Regions from separate parts of the Homo sapiens genome. Here region 2 is linked to region 1. Evidence: chromatin contacts called from ENCODE Hi-C data. All regions are on one chromosome and are shown on one strand. Each heading gives the region's core, a stretch centred on a gene start or an enhancer-like site at or near the end of the contact. The rest is flanking DNA. Distances are from core to core; before and after follow the strand shown.

What was found. Hi-C counts contacts between places; a loop is a spot of excess contacts on that map. Pooled maps may share reads with other maps.
Region 2: a pooled map shows a loop between it and region 1 (2.8-fold over the local background). The contact joins the promoter of PPP1R17 here to the enhancer-like site in region 1. A Hi-C loop is called at or near these places in 2 of 37 single-sample maps with no recorded cell type and 1 of 50 pooled maps.

Annotation. Positions count from the first base shown.
Region 1 is chr7:32,033,658-32,041,428 of GRCh38, forward strand. All of the region lies in intron 2 of PDE1C (phosphodiesterase 1C), which reads right to left. Among named protein-coding and RNA genes, the nearest start is that of PDE1C, 33 kb to the right of the region's middle. Within about 2 kb of position 3,059, at least 2 of the 41 ENCODE cell types and tissues checked have a DNase peak (open chromatin) inside an H3K27ac peak, as active enhancers do.
Region 2 is chr7:31,682,676-31,690,446 of GRCh38, forward strand. PPP1R17 (protein phosphatase 1 regulatory subunit 17) reads left to right here and starts at 4,540. Exons shown (of 5, transcript NM_006658.5): 1 at 4,540-4,631. It also overlaps a transcript of PDE1C not described here.

The DNA.
Region 1 (7,771 bases), core at 1,809-4,308:
TCTCTCTCTGTTGGCTACCTCCTTTGACTTGACCCACAGACCCAAGAGAGAAATTGTCATGGCTTGCTTCTAATTCAGGTTGGAGGAAAACCCAAAGACCCCTGGAAGGATATTGAGTTATCTCCAGAAAACAAAAACAGTACCCTGATTTATTAACGTACTTATATGCATTAATATATGTCCAGATTAGACCTGGACATTTAAATTCATCCCCAAAAGGATATAGCTTATGCTCTGATACTCTACTCCCACCAACCATTATCAGTAATTTTCAAATTATGGACTGCTCTCTATCAGTAGATAATAAAATCAGCTTACTGGGTTATAGCCAACAATTTTATGTTAATAAAATAGAATAGGAAAATTAGACTTAATCAGTGGTAGTAAGATGAGAGACTGTGTGTGTGTGTGTGTGTGTGTGTGTGTGTTTGCACGCATAATGTAAAGTGTATTTTTTTACTGTGTGTCACAGTCAAACCAGCATACAGCACCTGGATATCAACCCCTTACTGGAAAGAGCAGAGAGACAACATGAGCAAAGAACTGGAAAAACAGGTTTCCTTCATGAACTTCTAAAAGCAAAATGAGGAAGAAATTAAGCCCTCTTGTGGCCCAACAGATGGGCTGGAGCTTCTGGTTACCCTCTCCCCTACTCACATCCCCCACTCCCCCTACCCATTATGGCTCAATCAGAAGCCACATCCCATAAATCTCACAAGAATGAAGAAAAGCTGATTTGTGCTGCACAGATTTGTGCCTCGGACAAAGATGCCAATCTGGTGGATGGATTCCCCTTAGCAGTGAAAAAAGAGGCTGAGCGATTTGGAGATCCTATTCCTTGGCACAGTTTTCACTGAGGTCCCCATTCTCTACAAAAATTATTTTCCTTTTCTCCCCAAGGTGTGTTCATGGTAGCTCCCAGTCATGCTTGGCTTCAAATGCACAAAAAATCTAAACAGGAATTAACCAAACCTCCAAACAGTACTGATGTGAACTTTAATGTAAACACTAAGTCATAATCCCACCTTTGTCACTATATCCCAATACCTCCAAAGTTAAATACAGAGGCAAGGTAGCATAAGAGTTAAGAGATTGGGGCCAAAAGTCAAATTGACCTCAATTGAACCAAGCCCCATCATTTCCTGACCTTGGAAAGTTACTTATGATTATCTAAGACTCAGTTTTCTCACCCATAAAATGGAGGCAATAATATTATAGCACCTATCCCAGAGGAGTTAATAAAAATTAAATAAGTGTGTAAAGCATTTATCTCAGTGCCAAGGACATGATTATCATGCATCTTCAAGTAATATTATGGCTATTTTTATTATTACAATCATACTCTATTATTTAAAGGCAAAGTTTAGTTTCTCCTCAGCCTAGTGACAGAGCAGGAGCATTGCCCTCTTGGAAAAGCACCAACATTTTAAAGTTCCCCTTGATCAAAAGCCACCGAAATCCAACCCAAAGGACATCAGCCTAATGGCTAATGTCAGCATGACCATAAACTACAAATGACATCTCCAACCAGAAGCATTCCAACCCTAAGACAAACGCCTCCACAACCAGAGACATGCCTGCCCCAAGATAAACTCCCCTACAACCAGAGACATTCCAACCCCACAATAAACTTCTCCTCCACACAGAAACATTCCGAGCCTGTGATAAACTCTCTCACTCTGAACCCCTAAATACTCTTAGTCTGTAAGAGAGAGTGCTCCTGACCAAATTGGCCAGAAGCCCCTCTCAGGTTTATTCTCCAAAATAAACCTGTCTTTGACTATTGAGCTGCTTTTCACGTTTCTTTCCTCTTTCTTTAACTCTTACACCTAGCTTGTTTGTTTGGTTGTTGTTTGTTTTGCAATCAATACCAATGGTATAAATTTAAAAGGAAGAGAATAAAGAAATTATATTTTCTGATCAACGTTTGTTGTAAATGATTTATACAGTGATGGGTCCCAAACTAAATTTCCCAGGGAATTCCCTATTTCCTTGCGGGGGTAAAGAGCATCCGAATTATTTGCTCATTAAATGAGTTGCCAAAAGCCAGAAAATCTATGCATCTGAGAGTTTTCATCTCAAGAGACCCAGGAGCTCGAAATCCTAGCAGTATGAATCATCTCTGTCCAAGTGTATAGAGTCTATTAGCAGAGGGCAGCTCTTGCTTCTGATGGCAATGGATGCCAGCTGCTGCTGAGAAAACAGGAAAGGTAATCCCATGTTTCAGCTTTAACGTGCCTGGTCAATTGTGAAAACTGACTTGAAGGGAGAGAAATTTCATCTTGACCCCCTTGGATAATGAACAAGAAGGACAGCCTGGCCTGTGAAGGAAACACCAGAGTGGGGCAAGCTCAGAGAAAATTCAGCCAACATAGCAGTGGAATCATGCTCTTTAAGTGTCAGGCCAGCCTCACAGGTACCACACTTTTTCTAAACACAGGTTTCTCCATTCACAAATTGTTTACTTCAGAAATGACTTTTTCTCCTATAAATGGAATTCCTTTGTCTGAGAACCACATACGCAAGAAACAAGGATGAAGGAAGAGCCATCTAAACTACCAGGTCAGCTACATTCATTCATTCATTCACCTGCCCCAGCATATCCATCCTACGGGTTTACTAGGTAACAATAGGGGTATGGATGAGGCAACAGGGATGTACAGAGAAAGAAAGTGCTTAGAGTGAGTTGTATAGCTTAAATGCTCATATTAGAAAAGATGGAAGGTTTAAAATCAATGCCCTACGTTTCACCTTAAGAAGTTAGAAAATGAAGAGCAAATTAAACCCAAAGTAAGTAGAAGAAAGGAAATAATAAACAAAAAGCAGAGCACAATAAAACATAACACAATCAACAGAAAAAGTTAACAAGGACAGAAGATTTTTAAAAACATTAATAAAAGTAATAAACAAGTAGCAAGCTTGATCAAGAAATAAGAGAAGGCACAAATTACTAATGTCCCGAATGAAAAAGAGATATTGCAGATCTTACAGATATTAAAAAGATGGCAAGCAACATTATGTCAATGAGTTTCACTACTTAGATGAAATGAACAAATTCCTTGAAAAACCACAACTTAACCAAGAATGACTCAACAAGAAATAGAAACTCTGAATATCCCTATACCTATTAAGGCAGAGGTTATCCACATGTAGCTCCAGCAGAAAGGCAGCATCAGCAACACCTGCAAACTTTTTGAAATGTAAATCCACAGCTCTCACTCGGACCTACCAAATCAGAACTTTAGAGTGGGTGGGGTGGGGGTCACAGCAATTTGTGTTTTAACAGACCTTGCTGGTAATTCTGATACCATTTGAGAACTGTTTCAATACTATCTTCCTACAAAGACAGACAGATCTAGATGGTTTCACTGATGCATTCTATCAATTACGTAAGAAAGAAATCATACCAGCCTTACAAAAGCTGAGAAAATTTAAAAAGGGGGGATCACATCTCATCATTTACTGTCAATCTCTACTCTTTTATGGAAGTTGTAGGAGTCTTTATTTTCCCTGATTCTTATTTTAAAGTGATTCCTGGTTTCTTTGAAATGGGCCATTCTGACAGACAAGTGGTCCACATAGCCCAAATGGCCACACTGCATGTTCTCAAGTAGAGAAAGGTCTTTATTAGGTGTTTTCTGTCTTTTGCTTGCAGCCCTTAGGGGAGTGATAATCTAGTTCACGATAAGGTAATTAAGGCAGGGAGTTGCCCCTCACCCACAAGGATACCCACAGCATAGCAATCCTTCCCTTCTCTTGCATACAAACCTCACTCAAGCCAGAGCAGGGACTGGGACTCAGATAACAAAAGCGGTGATAAAAATGAACTATCTGCTCATAGTATTCCTTCTAAATAAAACACCCATACCACCTTTCCACATCTGGCTGTTTTTCTTACTCATCCTTAAGCCTCAGGTGTCATCTACAGAAAGACTTTTCTGAACCCCCAAACTAAGCAGATGTAACTAAATCTTTACATCTTTATCCAAGAACTTAATATTGAAATTCTCTATGACTTTGTACCTTTGTCAAATAACTTATATTGAAATTACCTGTCTGGGTCCTATATCTCTCCAATTATGTCATTAGCTCCTTGAGGGCAGAAACCACATTTCATTTTTTGTTTTGGTTTTGGTTTAATGTCTCACAGTGCTTGACTACTAATTGCATAGTTCCACTCAGTAAACCTGTAGTGAAATGAAGAGTCTGAGAGTGGAGTCAGGTCAAAATTTACCTCCATAAATAAAATACACTCAACTCAAAACATTCAGTATGACTTATTTTTAAAATAAGTACTTTCAATTTGTTCAATCTCTCAGTAGTATTATTAATGCAAACCACATGGACTGACTTTCATTTTGCAAATCTCACCTACCCTTTTTAAATATATGGTGGAAACATAAGGTCCCTGCCCACAGATCTATGCATTGCAGAGCCTACTAGAAGATAAATACAGGGATCAAAAGAATAACAGTAGTAGGTGACACCTAGAATCTTAGGATAAAAGGGTTGGATTTCTTCTTTTAGCCTCTTTATGCAGACCTGCAAGTTTTGCCTTCACAGCCTTGAGGATCATCCTGAAGCATGAGACACAGATTCTCCCACCTCCGCCTATTGCAGACCCCATTCCAACAAATCCTCCAATAAATGAGATCCTGAAGAATTAATCTCCCGCACAAGCAGAATAAGTGCCTGAGGGAGGCCAAGTTTTGCAGAGAGTTAATTATGATGAAGGAAGACATTCTGTGGCCATTAATTTTTATTGGGAGGGCAGGCATTATATTAACAGCTAGTATATATATCTAGAATTGGGCCATATAGCATACACGCATTGTCTCATTTACTTATCACAACCCTTTGAATTAGGTACCATTAGTAAGCCCCACCCTGAGAATAAGCTTAACTGGCCGAAAAATCACAAAGTTTAAGTGGTGGAAAATGGATTTAAATTTACATCTCTCAGACCCCAAAATCCATGCTCTGAATGCTAGTGATATATTGCCTTTTTACAGTCTTCTGGTATAATTATGCTCCTACAATGTTCCACCCAAGCCAGTGGCAAAAGTAAGTCACTGATATCAAAGAGGGGGGATCATCTACCCTATGAATCTGAAGACAAAAAGCACCCTTTAAACATGATTCATCTTCGACACAAGAGACTAATTTAAGAAACATTTCTTTCTATTCAAAATAATGATGCTAAATGGGAAGCGATTTAAGCTTTACAATGGCTTCATCAGAATCTCATCTGTCAGATCTCAAAATCATGCTCCCAGAACATGTTTCTCAATAGAATGAATCAGCAGGAAAGAAAAGCAGATGTAAAGCAAACAGGTGAAAGTATGAAGTTAGCAATAACTGTGCTCATGGGCCACCACCACCATCAGCACCACCATCATCATCCTCATCACCAGTATTATATTGTTATTATTAAGTACCTTCATTCCCAAATAGTAGCATTATGTCCTCTGAAGGAATGGGGCTTCTGTTTACCCAGCAAACAGGCACTGTTTGCATTACCTTAAGGGTTAACCTACTTTCTTGATAATGGGTCATGAGTGAGTAGGGGTGATCAGTAAAGATAGTACTATTACAAACAACAGAGCACACTTGTAGTTACTAAAATTATCCAAAAAATCATGGCAAAATTATCAAAGATGTAGGATTATGAATTTGGTATGACAGCAGAAGGATGATTGCACATCTCACAGTCCATATTGCTCACATCGGGTTCTCACATGCTTTAATTGCAGTGCTAATTCTGAGAATTCTTGATTATGATCTAATGGTGGAACACATCTGAAAGATTAAAGAACTGATTGTAGAAAAGTCAACACAAAGTCCTCCATTTATGTACATACCAGAGTGCAGGACAACGGGGACGACCCTGTCCCCTGGTGGCAGAGCTCCGCGATTCAGAACCTCGCAGCAGGAAGGAACTTGCCTGTGACTCCACATTCAGCCATGCTTTCAGAAGCACTGGACTTTTATCAATTTCTAGGGATATTTGTGTTGTCAGGGTATACTAAGTAGGAATCTATTCCCATTTATATTGTGATTTGCTTTGTACCTACTAATTTTCACTGAAATCACTATTATAATTTACTGTCTCTACCCCCACAAGTAAGGGATGGAACTTCATTTCCCAGTAAATATATTTTGTTTTATTGCCTCCTAGGTAACAATGTGCAACAATACCAAAGTGTTTCATTTAAGACCTGTGATTTTGTGCTTTTCAGGACTAGTAAAATACAATAGCATGTGGAACTTATGATTTCTAATTTGTTTCAGAACGTAGTATACTGTGTTTATATAAGCCACACAATATTAACCCTTCAAGACAACTTTAAAATCTCTTTCAAAGCATGATTAAAAGTACGTCTAAAAATTTTCCTTGTGAAATGTAAATGTATCTAATACACCTATAAAATCTTGTCAGCTACATTTATGAAACATAAGTCATAAATTTACTACATAAACAACAATAAGTCAAAATAGTAACATTGATAACAATTGCTAAAATGTTCTTTACACTTACTAAAAGCCAGGATATACACTTAACACTTTTAATCTTTATCTCTTTTAACCCTTACAACAAACCCACAAGGTAAGTATGTTATTCTCTTTTTAAAGAAGAAGGTACAGCTTAGAACTATGTACCTCAACATTGGCACTCTAACATTTTGGATAATCCTTTGTTGTGGTGGAAATGTTCCATGTACTATAGGCTATTTAGCAGTATCCATGGTCTCTATTCACTTGATACCAGTAATATACCCCATATCCAGAAGTGACAACCAAAAACTGTCTGTAGACATTGCCAAATACCCTCGTAGGGCCAAATCAGCCAAATCACCCCCAGTCGAGAACCACTGGCTTAGAGAAATAAAGTAACTTACTAAAGGTCATATGCTTAGAATATAATTGAACAGAAGCCAGGCATTCTGACACAAGAATGTATACTCTCAATCAATGAAATACAGTGTTGTTTACTCTGTGATAGTTTAAAGAACATAAATTTTCCTCAAAATAGAAAACTAAAAATGAAGACAAACTGTAAATGCCTTCCCGTAGAAAGATATTCTATGGCCACAAGAGACTGTGCCCTTCCAAAATTTTCCTTTCCTAATTAAGGTCCATGTCCCAATGCCTATTGCCCTTACGTAGCTTGATCTCCTGCCCCACCTACCCCAATCTTCTTTAAGTCCTATTCCATGTGCCCCAAAAGACAGTCACCAATCCCTTGTTAAGGCTGATTCCATGCTTTAGTAAATAAGATCCAGACTCTGCCTCACAGAGCCCCTGAAGAACAAGACCTGTCTGCTTCCTACCTGTTCCCTTAGATGACCCAAGACTTCCACCTGTATCATCTCAAAGTGTAAGCCTTCTGCATAGTGGTCACTGAATTCCGGTACTGAAGTCCCAAGACTTCAGTGACTAAGGACTTTCCACACACCAAAGTCTTCCTATGTGCCTCACATAGACTATTTCATTCCAGGCTCACAAGAACCCTAGGAAGCAAATACTATTTCCATTTACCAAAAGAAACAGATTCCAGTAGGCAGGGGAAACCCACACAAGCATTTCACCAGGTTCACGACAGGACTCAGATTTTAACCCAAGTATGGACAACTCCAAACCCCTGCTCTGTATTCCAACCCTATACTCTTCCAATTTCATGGCAGGGCAAAGACTACAGACACACCCTTCCAAAGCATGTTCTCATCTTGCCATACTCCCTCCAGCTTGCTTAGAAGTTCATCATTCCAGC
Region 2 (7,771 bases), core at 3,290-5,789, 350 kb before region 1:
TGTTCACAGTAGCTTCCTTTGCAATAGACGAAACTGCAGTCAGCTCAGATGTCTTTCAGCAGATGAATGGGTTAGATAAATTGCGGTACATCCATAACATGGAATATTTTTCAGCAATAAAAAGGAATGAACTATTGATACATGAAACCACCTGAATGAATCTCCACAGAATTATGCTAAGTGAAAAAACAATAACAATGGTTATATGTTATATATACTGTATGATTTAATTTATATAACATTCCCGAAATAATAAAATGATAGAGAGAGAGGACAGATTAGTGGTTGTCAGGGACCACTGTGGAGTCTGGGAGGGTAAAGGGAAGGGGCATGGCTGTAAAAGAGCAACAGGAGAGATCTCTGTGGTGTTGGAAATGTTTAGTATCTTGACTGGTGCTGGATACAAGAACTTACACAAATGATAAAATTGTATAGAACTCAATACACACAGACAGAGTTGGGGAAATCTGAAGATAGGTGGATTGTACCAATATCAATACTGTCTTTGAGATACTGTGATATTGTGCTGTAGTTTTACAAAATGTCACCATCAGGGGAAACTGTGCACAATATACAAGGGATCTATCTCTCTGTATTATTTCTTACAACTACATGTGAACTACAATTATCTCAATTAAAATGCCAATTAAAATAAAATAGGAAAAGACAACCATTCACCTTGCCTCTTATTTTAGTAGGTATTTATTGTTTAATGTGACAATTCATATCTGAAAGATTAAATATTTTCTATTTTTTTTCAGTGAAATGATAATAAATGACATCAGATTTTCTTATAGATTAAAGAGTTCCCTATTATCAGGACCTGACATGTGTTCAAAACTGCCCAGAGCAAAGACACAGTGCTCACTTACCAGGGGATATTGATCTGAGACAGCTCACTCTCCTCTCTAAGAGGCTGATGGAGACAACCAACGAGATCCAGCAAGATCTCTGGGATAAAACAGGCCTATGAATATTCAGTGCTCTCTCTTCCTCTCTCTTTCCCCCTCCCTGAATTGAGAAGGTGGAGCCTCATCACTCATCAGCACAGAAACTACCCCTAGATTGGCTATGAAAGGCAAATCTTTTAAGAGAACATTTTATAGATTATTGACTAAAATAAATTGTCTGGAAATGCTCAATCATTTTATAAATAATTCTTATTCATAAAGATGGGATATTTGTGATTAAAGTGAAATATATTCATTTAAAGCTAGTTACCATCAGGCATCCATCAGGAATGAAGGCACAAGTGAATTCAGCCATACATCAAAGGGCTCTTGGACTACAAATCATGCCATGGACACAACGGCTCCTTGCACTTATGCTGGGAGCGCTGTAGGCTGAGGGTCTATGACTTCAGCACTGCACATATGTGGTTGTTATTTAGAACTCTCCAAGGTATAGATTTACATTACCATCTGCCCTGTCAGTTGCTGTTTACATCTGCCTTAAAAGGGGGAGGGGCATAATCAATTAAAGAGTATGTACGAAGCCCTGGGAAAAATCAGCAACAGCAACAACAGCCCGAACTTGGGAGTAGTAGACATGTCTATTCAAAGGGGAAATCAGGGATTCATACTCTTCTGTCTTTGAAAATATTCCCTTTGAACTGTGGAAATTAAGTGACAAAAGGATTTGTTAAAATCTACAGGCTGGAATATGCTTAACACAATTAAGCTTCTCCAAAGAGCCTCAGAAAAATCTAAATTATATATTTTAAAATTCATTAATGATGAATTGGACTTTATAAAAATTTAAAAGCTATGCTTTGTGAAAGACTCCATGAAAAGATTAAAAATACAAACAGCAAACTGGGAGAAAGTATTTGCAACCCATATTTCTAATAAAGAACTAGTATCTGGAATATCTAGGATCCAGTTCAAAACTCAACAGTAATATAAAAAGTCCCATTAGAAGGTAGACAAGAGACATGAAGTAACATTTCACCAGAGAAACTACGCAGATGACAAATAAGCACATGAAAAAATGTTTAGCATAATTAGTCATGCACAGAATGCAAATTAAAACCATGACGAGATATTACTACTGAACCTACCTCTGAGAATGGCTTTTTAAAAATACTGGCAACACCAAATTCTGGTGAAGATACAGAGAAACTGGACCCTTCGTACATTGCTGGTGGGAATGGGAAATGCTACAGCCGCTTTGGTGTTATTGTAAAAGGAAACATGCAATTGTCAGTAATTACTCTTCTGGGCATTATCCCAGAGAAATTAAAAATTATGTTCACGCAAAAGCCTCTCTACATGAATGTTCATAGCAGCTTTATTTGTAATAGCCAAACATTGGTAACAATCCAGGTGTATATACAAGATGTCACACCAACTGTGGTCCATTCTATGGAATACTATTCAGCAATGACAAAGAACAAATTATTGACACACACAACAACCTGAATGGATCTCTAGGGAATAATGCTGAGTGAAAAAAAAAAAGCCAAACCCAAAAGGCTACCTACTGTATTATTCCATTATTAAAACATTCTTGAATTGACAAAATTATAGAAATGGAGAATAGATTCATGGTTGCCGAGTTTAAAAAGTGATTGGGAGCAGGAGGTTAGGAAGGAACGGAGGGGGGCATGGCTATATAACGGCAAGATAAGGGAGGCTTGTGGTGACAGAAATGTTCTGTATATATTCATGTAAATATCAACATACTGGTTTTGATATTGTAGGATAGTTTCATAAGATGTTACCATTGGATATAACTGCTTACGTATAGGAGATCTCCCTGTATTATCCCTCACAACGACATGTAGATCTATTACCTCAAAACAGTTTAATTCAAAAGAAGAATTCAAGGATTTCAGAAGGAAAGTATATCTTTTCCACTCAAGTGTGGACTGAAGATGCTGCTAACTCATTGGCCAACAAGGCTGTTGTTAAGAAGATAAAGTAAGGCAGGGTTTAATGCCTAGGTGATGGGTTGATAGGTCCAGCAAACCACCATGGCACACGTTTACCTATGTAACAAACCTGCACGTCCTGCACATGTGTCCCAGCACTGAAAATAAAATAAAATTTAAAAAATGAAGAAGATAAAGCAGGCAGTTTTGAACACAGACCTGCTTCTAGGCCCTGTCCCTCAACATCTAGGGCCTTCCCTTCCTAGACAAGAGCATCACCTTTCAGCAACCCTCATCTCTTCCCAGGAGGTCCCAATAAGGATCAACACAAAATGGAACAGGCAAAGAAGTCCATTCTCTGCTTATCTGTTACCATGGCAAAAGTCTAACCCTAGGAGTCAACCTCTTGGTGAGTTTACTATGGTTCTAGCCCTGTTATTTGGGATCCTGGCAAGTGGGAGGGAGGCACCAACAAACACATTGCCAGTGGCAAGCAGGCAGTTGAAACCAAGGGGTTGCCAGGGACCTGCTCTGCAGGGAACCTCAGGTAAGACTGGAAAAAATATGGATGTGTGGATGGTGCTCACGTATCTTCTGTGAGAACATATTTCTTGGGCATCACTGGGTGGTCCATTGGCTGCTATCAGGGGGTCTGGAGCCCTTCTAGTGGGTCCTGATACCTACCTGATCTCCCAGACTGGCCTTCCTGCTTTGGAGTCAAAACTGCTGCTCCTCCAAACCCCAGTGGGCTCTCCTCCAGTGAGCAGACCCAAAACATAGAACCTTCCTCTCCAAAAGACAGCATGTCTCCCGCCTCTCCCACCTTGCTTAAACATCCACTCTTGAGTGCCTACGTATTCCTAATATTGGTACATTTGGCTTTGTTCCTTTGAAGGAGGAAATTTTTTCTGGCCTGCACACTATAACCTATAGAGTTGGGGGCTGCTTTCTTTGCTATGTGCTGTTTGAAATGCTCTCTTTGCTGAGAGGTATTGCAAAGTGGTTACAAGCGTGGACCCTAGCATTTCATTACCCCATTCAAACCCTAGCTTCACCATGTGGGGAGACCTTGGTCAGATGATTTGGTAACTCTTGAGCCCCAGCTTCCTCATCAATAAAATGGGATGATGACTGTAGCTCATCTCACAAGGTTGGCCTGAGGGTTAAGTAAGTAGATATGTGTGAAGTCTCTAGAAGAGTGTCTGGCATTTTGGTAGCCTTACATAAATGTTAGCAGTAGCTACCCTTCTCTTCCTCCTCATGATAGTACTTTGAGAAGCAGCAATAGTGATTGAAAGTACTCTGGATTTAAACTTAAATAGCTTTGAGAGTCGAAATTAGCTGTGGCCTCTCTTGGGCATATCACTTAACTTCTTGTGCCTCAGTTTCCATATTTACAAAATCAGGCCAAAAAAAATCTATCGCATGGGAATTCAATGATGTAGCTGGTTTGTCTGAATTTCTCTGGTGTGCACACCGGAAACTCAAAGCACGACTCTATACTGTACTTTTGTAATGTACAATGATTGCCGTGGAGAGCAGCGATGGAGATGTTAGTCCTCTTTCCTTCTCCATCCCCCTTGCCCTGGTGCCTGTGAAACAGAGCATCCCCATGGCAACAGCAGCAGCTGGTCCCTAGATAAGAGGAGCTGGAGCCGGCCAGCAGCAGCCACTGCCGCAGAGGAGCCAGGCCCAGCCTCGGTGAGCACACACGCCCTCCCTGTCTCTCGCCTTCGCTTCCCTGCATCTGCGCTGATTGGTAAGTGCTTCAGATTTTTACTCCAAGAACTTTTGTGGTGAGAAAAGCAAGTTTCCAGTCAGTTACTGGGACAAAGAAGGCTGTAGCTGGTGGCACGGGGTTGTGCTTTATGGAGCAAGGCTAAGCTGGGGCCGAGTGGACAGCAGAAAAAGTTACCACTTTCAAGTCATTCTTCCAAGGGAGGGAATGGAGTTCTGTAAAAGACTGAACCCTCACAAACTCATTTGCAAAGTTTCAAGATGAAGTTGGTGTATCTGCATATTCACACAGGATAGAGAGGTTTATCTTCCAAGGCTGGGGAAAGTACAGAAAGTATGCTTCTCAAAACACATTCTCCATGCCCTACTTTAAGTCAGTCTCTCCTCCAGGAATACTGCCAATTTAGGTTTTCTAAATGAACAAATCTGATTTTAAAAGACGGTACTTTTTGACCTGAATTCAATCCTCTGGTTAAAAAGAGGTTTGACAATGAATATGTATTTTACATAGCCAGAGGGTGCATTAACGAGATACCACATAGGCTGTGGATACAACCTTCTACCCTTTTATTCCATCCAGTAAATCAAGACCTGATTACTTTGGGGGATATTCTTCAGAATACCGTATGGTAAGCTAAGTGTCAACTCGCTTCTGAGAATCAGTTCTATTATGTTCCCAAGATTTAGAAATGGGTTGGTTTTTGTCTTGAACTATTCTCATCTCATTACCAGCTTCAGAGAAGGCCAGAGATGGGATAAAGAGATAATTCTGATAGATCAATTTAGATAGACATATAATCACAAATGGAGGACTGAAAGATCCAAGAAGGTCCCTCACACTCACGAAAATATCAGTGTGTAGGACCTGGGCTCGGGACTCCATGCACATTCTATGGGTAATACTCTCAACAACCCTGGAGAAGAGCCACTATCTTCCCCCATTTAACAGATTTGAAAACTAAATTTTTGAGAGAACAGATAACTGTCCCAAGTTCACCCAGCTAGAGAGTGGTACAAGCAGCCAAACGTTGGCTTCTACCTTATATTGACTCACAGCATCCAATCTTAAAGTTGAGAGGAATTTTCTTCCCATAATTTAAACCGCATATTCTCACATCCAACTGAGAAAACCGCTCAATGATAAGAGAAAAGACAAAAAATCCAGACCAGCTTCTGACCACACACTGAACCAACTAATGTGTTTCAGCTCCGCTGGTGTGCCTGCCTTTCTGCAATATAGTGGGGTCCCTTTTCTGGCACCCAGTTCCTTCCCCCTTTCAGTTCCTGTTCTCAAAAGAGAAGGTGACCTTTGTCATTAACAATCCCTGTGTATTGTGACATCAATTTACATATTGCTGCTCTTAGTGGTATTTGCATTTACAAGTATCTCTCTGTAAAAAGAAAGGTTTTGTCCCTTGTGAAAAGGAAGGTAAGGATTAGTAAGAGGAAGTTACAAGAGTTTAAAATCTGAAATCCTGAAATCCTTTCTCAAACCCTGAAATCATATCTCTTGGTCTCTTGCATACTACACTGAATACCTACATTCTGTCAAACAACCACAACCAGAAGAGTAATTCGATCAATACTCTTTCATTCTCTAATTAAGAAATCTGAAACATTTTGAAAACCAAAAGGTTTGTTGTTAAGTTCAACACAAACTCATTTGGTAGCAAAGCCTGACCTGAAAGAATGTGAATTTTTTGTGGTTTGTCTTTATGTCACTTAGTGTGAATATTCATAGTTTTGCTGCAGAAATAATGGATGTGACTGCTGGTGCTCCTTGAGACCCCTCTAGAGCTGTTATATAATTTAAACAGTCCTGATTTCCACAGCACGTTTGACTCCAGGCTTGTCACAAGGGTGGGTGGCCAATATTGCAATGACAGTGGCAGTCCACGTCCCTGTGTGAGTGTTAGAATTCAGAGCCCACACTGAACCAATAAGTGGAAAGAGGATGTTAAAAAGGTCACAAGTCTTTGTAGTAGACACAGTTTATGAAAACACCCCCAAATGTGAAGTATTAGACAACAAGCCTCTCTGGAGGCCCTAGCTTTTTGGTTGAATTCTGAAGATGCAGAGGACCAACTATGCAGGCATGAAAGAAAGAGCTGGTGCCTTAGAAAGTTCCCAAGTTACAGGGAGATGATGAAACCTTCCCTGGGCAGCCCAACAAGTGCAGCATCCCTTTATGACACCTGCTTGGGGTAGAGACTGAATTAAAGAGAGGAAGGCGTGGGTAGAGTCAGGAATAGGAAATGGAAATATTCCATTTCCTATGTCAAGAATTAGACCGGCTCATGTCTTAAAACAGCTCACTCATAAAGAGCGCCCCTTCTCACTGAGGATAGAAATGGAGAGTGAGTTGAGAGATGGGGTCATTATACTAACAGGCTATGAAAATTATCAATAAGCCAACACTAAACTCCAAATGTCTTTCCCCTCCACTTGCTTGTTCTTTTCTTTGTGTGAAAATTTTCTCCTAAGAAGTCCGTAATGACATCATTCATGATAAAAGTATCTTCTAACCCCATGAGCAAAACACATCCCTGCACGGCATGGGATATTCTTGTAATGTAAAATCCCAGATCTGGAAATTGTCTCTCAGCCCCTTAGCAAACAGTCTTGCTGGTTCACCACCACCATTCTTTAAATCACACTGATTTGAAATAGTGTTGTTTCTCCCATAGACAAGATGAGCTATGCTGTGGAGGAAGCATGTGTCAGTTTTGTGACGAATCACTGCTTTCCCTCACCTTGTCCAGGGGCCTCTGACATGTTTGATTATTCAATTCATCGGCCAGAGACAGGCTTTCTTTTTCTAGACTGGTGCTGCCATAGCTGCTTTGCTCAGAGGAGGCCTGGACCTCCCGTGGCTAAGCATCTGAAAGAAAAGTTCAATTGCTTTTTAGAATCTTTTCATTATACAACGGGTCTTCCTTAGCCAAAAATCTAGCGTGGTAGATAGACAACATTACATAAAAATAGCTGCCACTTGAATTATGACTACAATGTGCTAAGCATGCAGCTATGCTATTTCATCTTCACAGTTACTCCACCCAGTAGGTATTATTATCTCTATTTTACAGATGAGGAAACTCAGGGTAAGCTCGGGGGACAGAGAGGGACATATGTTTCTGGGTGCCAGACTGTGTGGGCACCACA